2 separate regions of the Homo sapiens genome follow, and region 2 is linked to region 1. A link is a loop called in an ENCODE intact Hi-C map of the cell type or tissue named here. Cell type or tissue: endothelial cell of umbilical vein. All regions are shown on one strand. Links, peaks and the distances in the headings refer to the core of each region. The heading gives the core; the rest is flanking DNA.

Region 1 (10,934 bases), core at 4,648-7,147:
TTCTAATCTTTGAGCTTGAAAAGAAATATTATAACTGTAAGTTTGTCAATGAAAGTTTACCATAAACAAAGACATAATTAACTACCTTTACATGAATAAAGATGTTTTATATTGCATATGTAGAGAAAAAGTCATAAAATTTTAAAGGTGGCACCCCTGAAAAGCAAATACCAACAAAAACATGAAAATATTCTTGATTTATAATTGAAATTAGAGGATATAAAACACTAATAGAGATCATAAAGATAGTATTAACATGGAAGAGAATAATAAAATGTGAAAACTTCTGTGATTAATATGACATTTCATTATATAAATCATTAATAACGGTCTTAAAGGAATTTTAATGCACAAATGAACTGAAGTGAATATTACATTACAGGAATAAAATTACTGTTATGAATTACTCTACCCATTTCAAAAATTAAAGATAAATGAACTCAGACTAGACTATTAAAGTTTTAAATATAAAATCCTTTATCTAAAAATCATGAAAATTATAAAATGTCAAAGCTATATAAATTAGCATAGCTTTTCTTCAGTGGGCTGAAACAGTTTATAGGTAGTAAAATAAATGATTTGTATCTTTGTAACATTAGTCAAATCTTAAAAAGAACAATTTTTCTTTTACAAAATTTTAAGATATGCTGCATGGATTAAAAAGTAAATTCTTTGGTCACTAAGACAACCTACAATCTCAATTAATTATTAGCATCTAAGTGCTACCTAAAGAAATTCCAACAAGAGTCACCTAAAATTATGCATTTGTGATTATATTGCCACTGGCTGATCAACCTTCAAAAATCAGTGAACTGATCCTTTAGAGAAATACCACCCAGCATGCACTTAACAACTGCCGCATACAGAGACCACAATAAAAAAGAAAGTCACAATTGATGCCATCTCTTGAAATCAGTTTTCTCTTGCTAATCTTCAGCTTCCTATCCCAGCATTTTGCTAATAGAAAATAAATACATCTCTTTTTCCGCCTCTTTCAAGATAGGAAATTATACACTTCTGCCTTAGCATTGTGGTAGGGAAACACTGAAAATAATCTTACCAGAAATTTAAACTATGCTGGGAAGAGCATTCTGACAATGTCACTATATCTAACCAACACTGAAGAAAACTACATTCAATTGCAATTAATAAATGTGAAGGGTACAGCCAAAGTAATATAATCATAAAGCTCTCAATTTAGCAGCATTCTCCCACTGAAATACATTCAACCTGTCATATAAGATATCATCTCAATAACCTGCAAGGAAGTCAGTTTCAACTAGAGAACTGAAAATCAATGGTTCTAAATTATATTCAAACCTTCACTCAAATCCTATTTTGACAAAAGTTCCTTTAGATACTGGGAAATGCTATTAATTATTTTCATCATGAGAGCAAATTATTCTTATGTCACAGATACTGAATTCTGAACCAAAACTTGAATGTGCCTTTCACAGTAAATTGTATCCAGCTCTACCTCCAATATTCCTTTATGTGTGTTTTACATTTGGACCATGAAAATAAATATGTAAGTATTTTCAGTGTTCTACTATATCTCCTTGCCATTACCTTTCCTGGGAGTTAGCAGGTTACTGCTAATTTGAAGATTATATTTTCTGATTATCTAAAAAAAATTACCTCCTAGAATACCTGTCATATTAGAACTACAATATGTATTCTAAATAATTTGTCTAAGTAAAAAAAAAAGTCCTTGGTTCATCACATTCCCCTTGAAACAAGGCCACCAAAAAAATATAAGTGGGAAAATGGGCAATAAGCTTTTAAAGCTAATGACTAAATACGTGTATACCAAAGTTGAGTGTTTTCAAGCCAGAAAAATCAAAAGGTGATCAATTTAAGAAAATAAAGGCGAAGTATCAAAAACAGGGGCCCCTTTTCTAATCTCACACCCTATGTATAGAATCCTACTAAAACCAGCCCTAACAAATACTCAGGTGTCTCCTCCCATTTCCCCACTCCCCCACAATTCCTCCAGGGGCAAGAAGTGCCTGCTCTCTTTGGGTGGTCACCTCTCTGTATTAAATGCTCTTTATTATGTCAACCTGAAATCTGTCTCCGGGTAGTCTACCTACTGGGACTAATGTTGCTGTGTGAAGACACTCAAAGCCAGTCCACTTGCCTTTCTACACAATGACTTGTTAGAAATGTCCAACATGTCTCTCCTAACCAACTTTTTCACTATCCCCCTTCTGTCTACTTCTAATAATATTCTAGAGGCCCTCTCCATTCGCAGTCGCAGAGATGGAGATGTTGCTCAGACTCACTCTTAGTCTGACATATGCATGTTCCTATTAATACCCGGAAACATCCCCCATTAAGCCTATTCCAATATTATGCATTATTCCATAAGACTGTTTACTGATTTAAAGCTCAGAAGACATGACTAGAACACAATGTTTACCTGTGTTTGAGCGTCTTCTAATACCAAAGTCCCAACTTGAGGTAATATCGACTGACTGGGCATATACATAGCCCTGAGTCTCACCATTGCTTCCCTGAATTTCTGACCCACTGTCTCCAGGCATTGAAGGAGGATGAATCTTCTCTAGGTCAACATCATGATCAATGAGAACCATCTCACACATTCCCGTGTCATCACTGGTCACATGTGACTGTCGAATATGAGCTAGAATGATAGTTGGATTGTCCAAGAAGGCCATCCTTTCTGTGGGCCAATTTCCTTAAAAGGCTATTTTCTCCTCTTCATATTGTTTCACGAGCTCACCTACCTAGAAACATGATGTACACAGCAAATATTTAAGAATAAGGCAGAAAATGACTGAATCATTTTTCAGACACATTCAGTGTAGTAAAATGCCACCTTGAAAATCAACATTTATCCCTGTTCTGTGGAGCTTAAAAGGATTTAGTCTAAGCTGAAAGGAAATCCTTATAAGCACTAGGGGCTGCAGCTCTAGTCAATGAGATCTCTATAGAATCAGAAAGGAAGGCTTGCACTCTTGCAAAACAAATCACAGCAACTCCTTACAAGTCAGGCCACTCGAAGCACATAACTACTGTTAAAACAATATATTTTCCTTTCTTTCTCCCTTCACTATCATGCAATCTTCTCATTACTTTATAAGGTCATGGGGGAACAAGTTGTATTTTCCTCAAATGATGTGCTAAAGTACAAAACTCTATTTCATCAGTTTACATTTCCCCTCCTGTCATATGATTGTGAAGTGTTTAAAAGGGCACAGACAATGCTTTCAGAGTTACTAGGGGTTTTATAAAAATGATGTACCACCAAATTAATGTTGCTCAATGAATATATTTTCCTGTCAAGATAGTATTGTGTTTTTGTTGTTGTTGTTGTTGTGTTTTTTCTGAGACAGGGTATCGCGCTTGTTGCCCAGGCTGGAGTGCAGTGGCGTGATCTTGGCTCACTGCAACCTCCACCTCCCAGGTTCAAGATTCTCCGGCCTCAGCCTCCCGCGTAGCTGGGATTACAGGGATGCGCCACCATGCCCAGCTAATTTTGTATTTTTAGTAGAAATGGGGTTTCTCCATGTTGGTCAGGCTGGTCTCAAACTCCCGACCTCAGTTGATCCGCCCGCCTTGGCCTCCCAAAGTGCTGTGATTACAGGCGTGAGCCACCATGCCTGGCCTGTGTTTTTAAAATAAAATTTATAATCAAAATTACCTACTATACAATCAACTTCTTATTTTAGAAACTTAATTATAAAAACTGCTTCCTCAGTCCTGTTAAAACTGTAATGAGGCCGGGCACAGTGATTCACACCTGTACTCTCAACCCTTTGGGGGGCCGAGGCAGGAGGACTGCTTGAGTCCAGGAGTTCAAGACCAACATGGGCAACACAATCAAAACTCTATCTCTACAAAAATATATATATATAATAATTATTATTTTTTAATTAGCTGAGCATGGTGGGACATGCCTGTAGTCATAGCTACTCATGAGGCTGAAGTGGGGGGATCACTTGAGCCCCAGCATTCAAGGCTGCAGTGAGCTATGATTGCACCATTGCACTCCAGCCTGGGTGACATAGTGAGACCCTGTCTTCTAAAAACAAAACAAAACAAAACATACAAAAAACACTGTAATAATATTTGTTCTAGTAACAAGATAGCACCCTCTCAGTTAAGTGAAAATACTCAACAAAGAAAATATTGCAGGACAACGGTTAGGTACTAGGCCCTAGAGACAGAAAGGGTTCAAACCCTGGCCCTATTACTCGTTAGCTATAAGATCTCAGTCAAAATACTTTACCTTTTTGAGCCTCCCTTTTTTTTTTCCTTCATTTATAAAATGGAAGCTTCAGGAGATAATGCAGGTAAAATGCTCAAAAAAATACATGGCATGTAATTAAATAAATGTTAGCTATTAATAATAATGATAAAAAATCAATAATTTCAATGATCAATTCTTGCTTAAAGTAGTCCTAAAATATGTCAATATCCCATCTGTCTTAGTAAGTTCGTGGCACATAAAATAAGTCTGTGCTTCCTTTGTGATAGAGGACACTGCAAGTCATCTGAGTGACTTCCCTGCCCCTGCAAAATTGTTGAGAAGTACAAGGAATATGAAAGCTGGATTGACTATGTTTCCAGGAACAGTCCTAGAAGATACTTACTTTCAGAAGGACTTATAACACCAGATTTTCTTGTAATCTGTTTCTTCTAGAAATGGAACATAGAGAGGAAATCTAGCTAATAAATCCTTACAGTTAACTAAGGTTTTAAAAATTGTTGTCTGGAAACACATCATTCTGCTGATGTGTCTTAAAGTGGGTCTTAAAATAAAGATACTGAGATTAAAAAGAAATTTAACTGAGGAGCATCTCTAATCAAGCAAATTACATTAATCTTCACTTTTTTCCTCTTAATATATTCCTTGAGTACTTATTTTACTCTGAGGCTAATGGGAAATGCAAAGGTGAGTAAGGTATCCCTGAATCAAAAAGTTAATACCCTAATACAGACCGAGTACATCTCCTAATACCATGGGATTCCTTTAAGCATCAAATTTCTGAGATATCTGGTCCCTGAAGTATTAGTGTCAATCTACCATTTTAAGGATATTGATCAGAAAAAAATATGAAATTAACAATGAGCATTTAAATTTCACTTGTAAAAATACAAACTTCTCTATAACCATAAAAAATGTATACACCACACATTTATTTATAAATGAGAGTATTTGTGGAAGCATAGTATCACAGATCAGAGCTGCAAACATCCTTCTACAGCAATCACAATAAGCCATCTTCCTGGCATGAAAGGAAGGCAGCTAGTCACCAGTAGAGAGGCAGGTGCTTTCAAATTCATACTGAATAGTTCTCCCTTGCAAAAACAAGGGCTTTAATGAGAAGTCACACATTTAATACACTTGATCTTAGCCAAAAGGCCGAGAAGTGATCAGATATTTAATAGGTGTTCTAGCACCAAAAAGTCAAATGGCAAAAGGCAAAGTGACAAAAGTATACTGAAGTGCCCTCAATAAAATCTATTCTAGGGAAATAGATCACTTCTGAAGATAAGAGGAATGGGCAAACACTTCTGAAGGCACATACCAACTTCCCAGCTTTATCCTCCCAGAACAAATGCCTCAACAGCAGCAGATATCTTCTCTATTAGGACACTATGACTTCATACATTAAGGAATCTGTATGATTCATTCAAAAAATATTTATTCCCTACCAGCTCTGATATGGAACTCCCACAGGACTGCCCCAGAAAACATATTATTGTGTATGTCACTTTTTACCTCCAATTACATGTACTTAAAGACTTAGACTATAAGTTCCACAAGGACAGGGTTCATAACACCATATTCCTTCTGGCAACAAAGGCTGTTATACATGGCAGGAGTTCAATAAATGTTGCTGTCTAACTTCCAAGGACTATTCAATTTTGTTGTAGAGATAAGTCATATATGAATGTGCCAGGTGTAAGTGTGTGATTATAAATAAAGGATTGTCTTTTTTTCGTAATACAAGAGCATCTCTTCAACGTGCCCTTCAAAATTGTCCCCTTGGAACACTATTCAACTTATTCTAACAAGACTACTTTTCAAAACCCAAAAGAATATTTTAAAAAATCTCCCAAAGAGCAGCAAATTATCATTTGAAGCTATGTTTGATTTCCAAGACAAGGACATACATATCACGGATAAAAACAAATTGTACTCTCTGATCAGTTGTGCACAGATCAAAAAGATTTTTAAAAATCTAACTCTGGCAAGGGTTCAGAGAAATGGGCACTCTCATGCACAATATGAAGGAATGAAAACTGGGACTTTTTAGACGGTAATTTGGTAATATTTACCAAAATATAAAACATGAATACTATCTGGGCAATCCTACTTCTAGGATTTGTTCTAAGGAGATAATTGTGTAAAATATTTATCTCAGAGTAATTTGTAATACTGGAAATCTAAAAGGAACCTACAATAGTACACATATGCCATGACACATACAAACAACACAATACTAAGTAGCGATTAACAATACATGGTAGAGGGTGAACAAAATGTGGTATATAACGATGGAATATTGTTCAGCCTTCAAACACAGGAAATTCTGACACATTACAACATTGATGAGCCCTGAGAACATTACGCTAAGTGAAATAAGCCAGTCGCAAAAGGACAAGTACCGTATGATTCCATTTATGAGGTACCTAAAGCAGTCAAACTGACAGAAAGTCTAACAGCAGTTGCTAGGAGCTGGAGGAAGGTAGTAATGGGGAAAAAGTATTTAACGGGTACATTTCAGTTTGGGAAGATGGAAAAGTTATGGAAATGGACAGTGGTGACGGTTGCACCATAATATGAATGTATGTAATGCCAATGAACTACACATTTAAAAATGGTTAAAATGGTAAATTTTACTTATCATTTATACCATGTATATTTTACCACAATTTAAAATTTTTAAGTTTTTTTAAAAAGTCTAGGAAACACCAGATTCAACCAAGTTAAAGAGGTTTTCTTCTTGCTGTTTCATCACAGGACTTCCCAAAGCTTTTAAATTATGTACTTTGTGTATTATGACTCTCCAAGAGGGAGGAATCTAGTAACAATATATCCCAAACTTATTCCATCCATAAATATTGTTTTCTGTAGGAATACTAAACATATCAATGTATAACAGCGTTTCACAGAACAAGGTTTAGAAATGCTATTCTACACTTTCACAAATGCTGTCTCTTCAGGCCTTGAATGCCTTCCCTGGATGTTACCAACTCTTGATTCTCTGACACAGCCAGACGTCTTTTGGCCGGGTGCAGTGGCTCACACCTGTAATCTCAGCACTTTGGGAGGCCGAGGCGGGCGGATCACTTGTGGTCAGGAGTTTGAGACCGACCTGGTCAACATGTGAAACCCCATCTCTACTAAAAATACAAAAATTAGCTGGGCGAGGAGGCTAAGGTGGAAGAATTGCTTGAACCTGGGAGGCAGAGGTGAGCCAAGATGGTGCCACTGCCCTCCAGCCTCAGCAACGGAGCAAGACTCCATCTGAAAAAAATAATAAGGCCCGGTACAGTCACTTATGCCTGTAATCCCAGCACTTTGGGGGGCCAAGGCAGGTGGATCACCTGAGGTCAGGAGTTCGAGACTAGCCTCGCCAACATGCTGAAACCCCGTCTCTACTAAAAATATAAAAAGTAGGGGGGCGTGGTGGTGCGTACCTATAGTGTCAGCTACTCGGGAGGCTGAGGCATGAAAATCTCTTGAACCTGGCAGGTGGAGGTTGCAGTGAGCCGAAATTGCCACTGCACTCCAGCTTGGGCGAGAGAGCAAGATTCTGTCTCAAAAATAATAATAATAATAAAATAAGATAGACCTTTTTACATACCTTTAGGCCACAGATAAATAATATCACCTTGCCTAAGCTTTCCCACTTTTCACAGCTTCTTTCTCACACTTTTTAACACCACGTTCTTTAAAGCATAAAGATTTGTTTTACTAAAAATGGAAGCAATAGGGATATCCATGCACAGTAGAAGGAAAGAAAGAGATGTCCCAAAATAACACAATTTTTTTTTTCTTTTTGAGACAAGGTCTCACTCCCATCGCCCAGGCTGAAGTGCAGAGGCATGATCACGGCTCACTGCAGCTTCAACTTCCCAGACTCAGGTGATTCTCCCACCTCAGCCTCCCAAGTAGCTTGGACTATAGGCTCACACCACCATGCCTGGCTACTTTTTGTATTTTTTGTAGAGATGGGGTTTTACCACATTGCCCAGGCTGGTCTTGAACTCCTAGGCTCAAGCTATCTACCAGCCTTGGCCTCCTAAAGTGTTGGGATTACAGGCGTGAACCACTATGCCAGGCCAACACAGGCATTTTTATTTTATTTTATTTTTATTTATTTTTTTTTGAGACAGAGTCTCGCTCTGTCACCCAGGCTGGAGTGCAGTGGCTATCTCTGCTCACTGCAAGCTCCGCCTCCCGGGTTCACGCCACTCTCCTGCCTCAGCCTCCTGAGTAGCTAAGACTACAGGCGCCCGCCACCACGCCTGGCTAATTTTTTGTATTTTTAGTAGAGACAGGGTTTCCCCATGTTAGCCAGGATGGCCTCGATCTCCTGACCTCGTGATCCGCCCGCCTTGGCATTCCAAAGTGCTGGGATTACAGGCGTGAGCCACCGCGCCCGGCCCAGGCATTTTTAATATACTAGGTGGGTCTCCTTTTACACTTCAAATGAATAAATATTCAACAAATATTTACTAAGTTTCTACTAAGTGCTAAGAGTGGTTTCAGATGCACTTTGGATACTGTTCCCAGATTACACACCCATCTGTATTCATTAATGATCATGAAACCTGCCTGTGGTAACTAGGAACATGTTCTAAACATGGGAATAATTTTTACTAGGTTTTGATGGGCATCACGTCTTAATATAATTTTGGATAATTTTACATACACTCATTTCCAAACTTTATTTATAATGGCTTATGAAAAAAACTGAGACAATGAAAGGTTAAGAAACTTGCCCAAAGCCAGACAGCTAATACATAGAAATAAAAAATCAAATTCAAGAGCTTGGGATCTTACTCCCTACACCACAGAGCCTCTCAAAACAAAGAGGGACAAAGTTACAATAGTCATAATAAACACAATTTTTTTTTTTTTTTGAGATGGAGTCTCGCACTGTCGTCCAGGCTGGAGTGCAGCAGTGCGATCCTGGCTAACTGCAACTTCTGACTCCCTGGTTCAAGCAATTCTCCTGCCTCAGCCTCCTGAGTGGCTGGGATTATAAGTGTGCACCACCACGCCCCACTAAGTTTTGTATTTTTAGTAGAGACAGGGTTTCACTATGTTGGCCAGGCTGGTCTCGAACTCCTAACCTCAGGTGATCCCCCCACCTCGGCCTCCCAAAGTGCTGGAATTACAGGCGTGAGCCACCGTGCCCAGCTGAACACGACTTTTTAAAAGCCTATTGTACTCATTTGTATCTAAGGCCTGAGAGAAATTTCCCCCATGGGTCTCTGTGAAAGACATAAGAGAGCAAATGTGTTATGCAGTAGAGTAAACCCTTAGCTCCCCTCCACTAACAACAGTGCTTGTACAACAGCAAGAAACAATCAGTGCATGTAATGGTTGTTCAAAAAAATAAAAGTCACAAAATTTCACAGAACAAAGGAACTTCAGTGATTATCTCGTTGTTGACCTGAAATCACAGAGGAAGGGTTTACTTTAAATATCTAGTTACGTCTAAGGAATATTTTTTAAAATCCCTAGTGACTCATGTACCTTTACTTCAAGTCTATACCTGAAATACTCTATTTCTTCAAATAACTCACTACAAGCAAACAAGCCCACCCTATACTTCTTCAGTCTCTAAGGACCTGAGATAGGCAACAATACGACTTACAATGCTCACGTCTATCCAATGGTTAGAAGGAAATTCCCCTTCCTGGACTTTCTCAAAACACTACCCGCTCACTTCCCTCTGATCTCTCACCTGCAATCTGTGAAAACTTGTCAGAATAGGCAACAGCCCGAGGCTTCACAAAGGTCTGCAAACTCCCAATCAAAAATTACTGCTGCCCCATCAATGTGCCATATAAATGCTGGCATGTTAATTGTGTATTTATAAGACTGTTAATGGTTAGTTAATTTACCTCCCACACTATTATTGTACTTGAAATGATTTAATGTCTGCTGAGGGAGTTAACAACATGTAACAGCAGATGCGAGATTTTTTTTTTTTTTTTTTAACCTTTCCACACTGTACCCCGACTTCACACTATTAGCATCAGGCAAGTTAAAGCTAATTCCTGTACAGGAGTCCTTAAACGTGTCATAGGAACACTCACATTTATTTTCCACAACAAGGAATGATTACAAGTGAGGGGAGAAAAAAAGGCTTTTTATTATATACAACGTCTTGCCTTTATAAAAACCAACAGACCCTCTTTTTTTATTTTTTAACTAAGATTTCAACATCCTTTGATCTAGTTAAAGCTCAGAATTCATACCTCCTGGAATTCGAAAATAATTGAAGTGACCATTAAAATAAAACACTTTATTGCTTTTAAATCTCTTTCTCTAACTCCAATTTAACTCTAAATTAAATCTTCATTTATTTTTTGGACTAGCAAAAATTGAGCTTTTTTCCCCCTCAGGGAATTAAAATCTTCTCCATGTGAATATGCCCAATTTCATTAAGCAGTAAATTGTGAGACCATATATCTGGAGAGTTTGTTTCTTCTTTTTACATTTTTATTTCCATATTTTGACTAAAAGTGCTTACTAGACTAAAATAACAGAAATGATTTATCTTATTTTGAATGAGATTCATTCACAAAATCATCTCAGCACTAAATGAAAAATTGTATAAATACTGGCCTGCCCCCTCCAGAAGTTTACTTACAAACTTCAGCAGAGGAGCTGTGTCATATACATAGGGAACAATAACATAAAGCAAGATAAACCCACC
Region 2 (2,500 bases), core at 1-2,500, 700 kb after region 1:
TAGCAAACTGTTTTCAGGGTTCTTCTAAGTTGCATTATGTATCAGTATACCATTCCTTTTATGACCGAATACTATTTCATTGTATGGCTATGCCACATTTTTATCAGTTGATGAATGTTTGGATTAGTTCCTCATTTGGTAATTAAGAAAACATGCTGTCATGAACATTCACATGCAAGTTTGTATGTAGACGCTTGTTTTCATTTCTCTTGGGTATATACCTAGGAGTAGAATTGCTGGGTCATATGCTAACTCTATGTCTAACATTTTGAGGAACTTCCAGACTGTTTTCCAAAGTGGCTGCACCCTGTTACAATCCCACCAGAAGTGCAGAGGGCTCGCATTCGTCCACATCCTTGCCAACATTTGGATTGCCTGTCCTTTTAATTGTCCTGTCCTTTTAACTACCATAGTGGTTCTGAAGTGGTATCTCATTGTGGTTAAGTGCCTTTTGTGCTTTCTCTCATTTAATCCTTACAAATAATCCTATGAGGTAGGTATTATTTCTATTGTCATTTTTAGGTGAGGCTCAGAGAGTAAAAGAGTGACTTTGGAAAACCCTAGTATGTAAATGGCAGAGCTGGGACTTGAACTCGAATCTACCCAACTTCAGAAATCCAAGTTCTTGCCTGCTGGGATCATCACAGAGGCTGTAGAGTAGGGGATTCTTTCAGCCAGGCCCTAAATAATGAGATCATTTCAACAAGACAGATGCGAGAGGGAGCAACACGAGCAAAGGCAGGGAGGCAGGAAATGGCGGGGCACAGTTAGGAAAGACCTGTCTGAGAAGGAGAACTAGAGTGGAAAGCGGGTACAGTACTAGGGTTAGACATAGAGGCCCAGAGGGGTGCAAGGCCAACAGGGCTGGGTGGTCCACTGTGTCCCTGTGCCCCGTGAGTGGAAAGGACCACCTGAAGACTGAGGCAGATGCATTTGTCTCAGGGAACAGGTTTATGTTTTTCATTTCTTTTGCTAAAAAAAAGAGACATTTCAGCTAAAGGTATAAGAAAATGATGCAAATAAAATCAGAACCGAAAAACTGAGAGTTCCTGACCTCTTCACTGGATTAGTCAAATGCCTCTTCCTTTCACTTTATATTTGTAGAAAGCATCTTGAGCACACCACCTGTTAGGGAGTCCACGGATGGTTGGATAGGCTCCTTGCCTCTGCTGTGCCCACGCTGCTCTTATTGAGTTTAAGTGGCTCACAGTTGCCCGCTGTCTGGCCTGGGCCAAGTGTGTGTGTTTCCACTGCTGATGATCTAACATACCCAGAGGCCTATGAACTTCATTCTTGTTCATCGTGTCAGCCAGATATTTCCTTTGGAATGTCTGCAGGATTTCCTGGCCCCTTTCATTGCTTTCTGTCTGCTGAATACACCTTTGAATTGTGGGTGGGCTCTCTTGAAACACCGGTGTGTAAACAGATTGATGAAATTGGTGGTTAGCTTGTCTTTTGAGAGTTTCTCTTTGGCAAGGAGCACTCAATTCCAACGTTGAAGAACCTCTGACGGTTGAAATGATTGACTGCGCCGCTCCTCTTTAGGTGGCTTAGTTGGATAGCTGATTTACAAAGTGCTTCTCAAGTTTAAATCCAGCGGATTTTTATTTTTCACCCCATCAAATGAAGTATTTACCATTATTTTTCTTATAAAAGCTATATATGCTCATTACCAAAAAAGCAGAAATACAGGGGAAAAAAAAGAACATTAAAAATACTCATAATCTCAACTGTGCAGAGCCAAACAGTGGTTAATGCTTTGCTTTATATTTGCCTAGATCCTTTTCTATACAGATAATTGTTTTGAAAACAAACTAAAGTATTGTACTTTATAAACCATGTTGTAACTTACTCTTTCTCCTGAACTTTCCGTGTTAGTGTGTGTATGTGTACAAAGTTGTTTCAAATGGCTGTTGAGTCTTCTATTGTGAGGATGTCCTCTAATCATTAGAAATTTATCATCTCCCACTCTTACCTTTATAAACTGAGCCCCAATAAACATGTCAATAACGCTCATCCCATCTTACCAGGCTCCAGTTACAGAGCCCCACTTTCTGTCCCTTTAATATGACAACTTTATTTCTACCCTAGGGTCTTCACAGTAACTGTCTCCCAGGCCTCCGGCCCCCAGATCTTTCAGGGATTAAGGGAGTCCCTTGAACCAGGGAGGCTGCTTACATTTAACCTCAGCGGTCTCTTTACAGTGAACATGCCTTACAGGCCAGCCTCAGGTAGTCAGTCCCACTGTCCAGTGGGCTGTTCAGGGCTTCCTGAACGCACATCATCCTCTGTGACTGCTGCACAGTGGCCCAGAATGTGACCTCTGAACTCAAGCTAGAGAAAGCAATCAGAGACCTGGGCTATGTGAGACAGGGGTGGGGGCCAGGTCCCGAAAGGTTTGTAGAGCCTTGTGTCGATTCTGTGGCACTGGCAGCCACCATCCCAGGGACTGCCTGGGTGCTGCAGCTCCGTCCCCAGCCATCTGCATGTTCAGTTTTGG

The links. A loop is a pair of places that touch in the nucleus more often than their neighbours do. Peaks named below come from ENCODE experiments on the same cell type or tissue, not always from the same donor. Only the 100,000 strongest peaks of a DNase experiment are listed, where the experiment ranks them.
Region 2: a loop joins it to region 1, with 4 times the contacts of the local background. A loop is called at or near these places in 1 of 110 quality-filtered maps.

The regions. Positions count from the first base shown.
Region 1 is chr9:125,669,894-125,680,827 of GRCh38, forward strand. It overlaps MAPKAP1 (MAPK associated protein 1), which reads right to left. Exons shown (of 12, transcript NM_001006617.3): 2 at 2,423-2,750; 3 at 1-14. The coding sequence starts at 2,681. It also overlaps the pseudogene LOC124902358. Among named protein-coding and RNA genes, the nearest start is that of MAPKAP1, 32 kb to the right of the region's middle. In endothelial cell of umbilical vein, for the core only: no CTCF peak of the experiment used is centred there; a DNase peak (open chromatin) is centred at 5,728; H3K27ac peaks cover 2,253 bases.
Region 2 is chr9:126,372,167-126,374,666 of GRCh38, forward strand. The region is part of intron 2 of MVB12B (multivesicular body subunit 12B); the gene reads left to right. Among named protein-coding and RNA genes, the nearest start is that of NRON, 37 kb to the right of the region's middle. In endothelial cell of umbilical vein, for the core only: no CTCF peak of the experiment used is centred there; DNase peaks (open chromatin) are centred at 735 and 1,365; H3K27ac peaks cover 2,379 bases.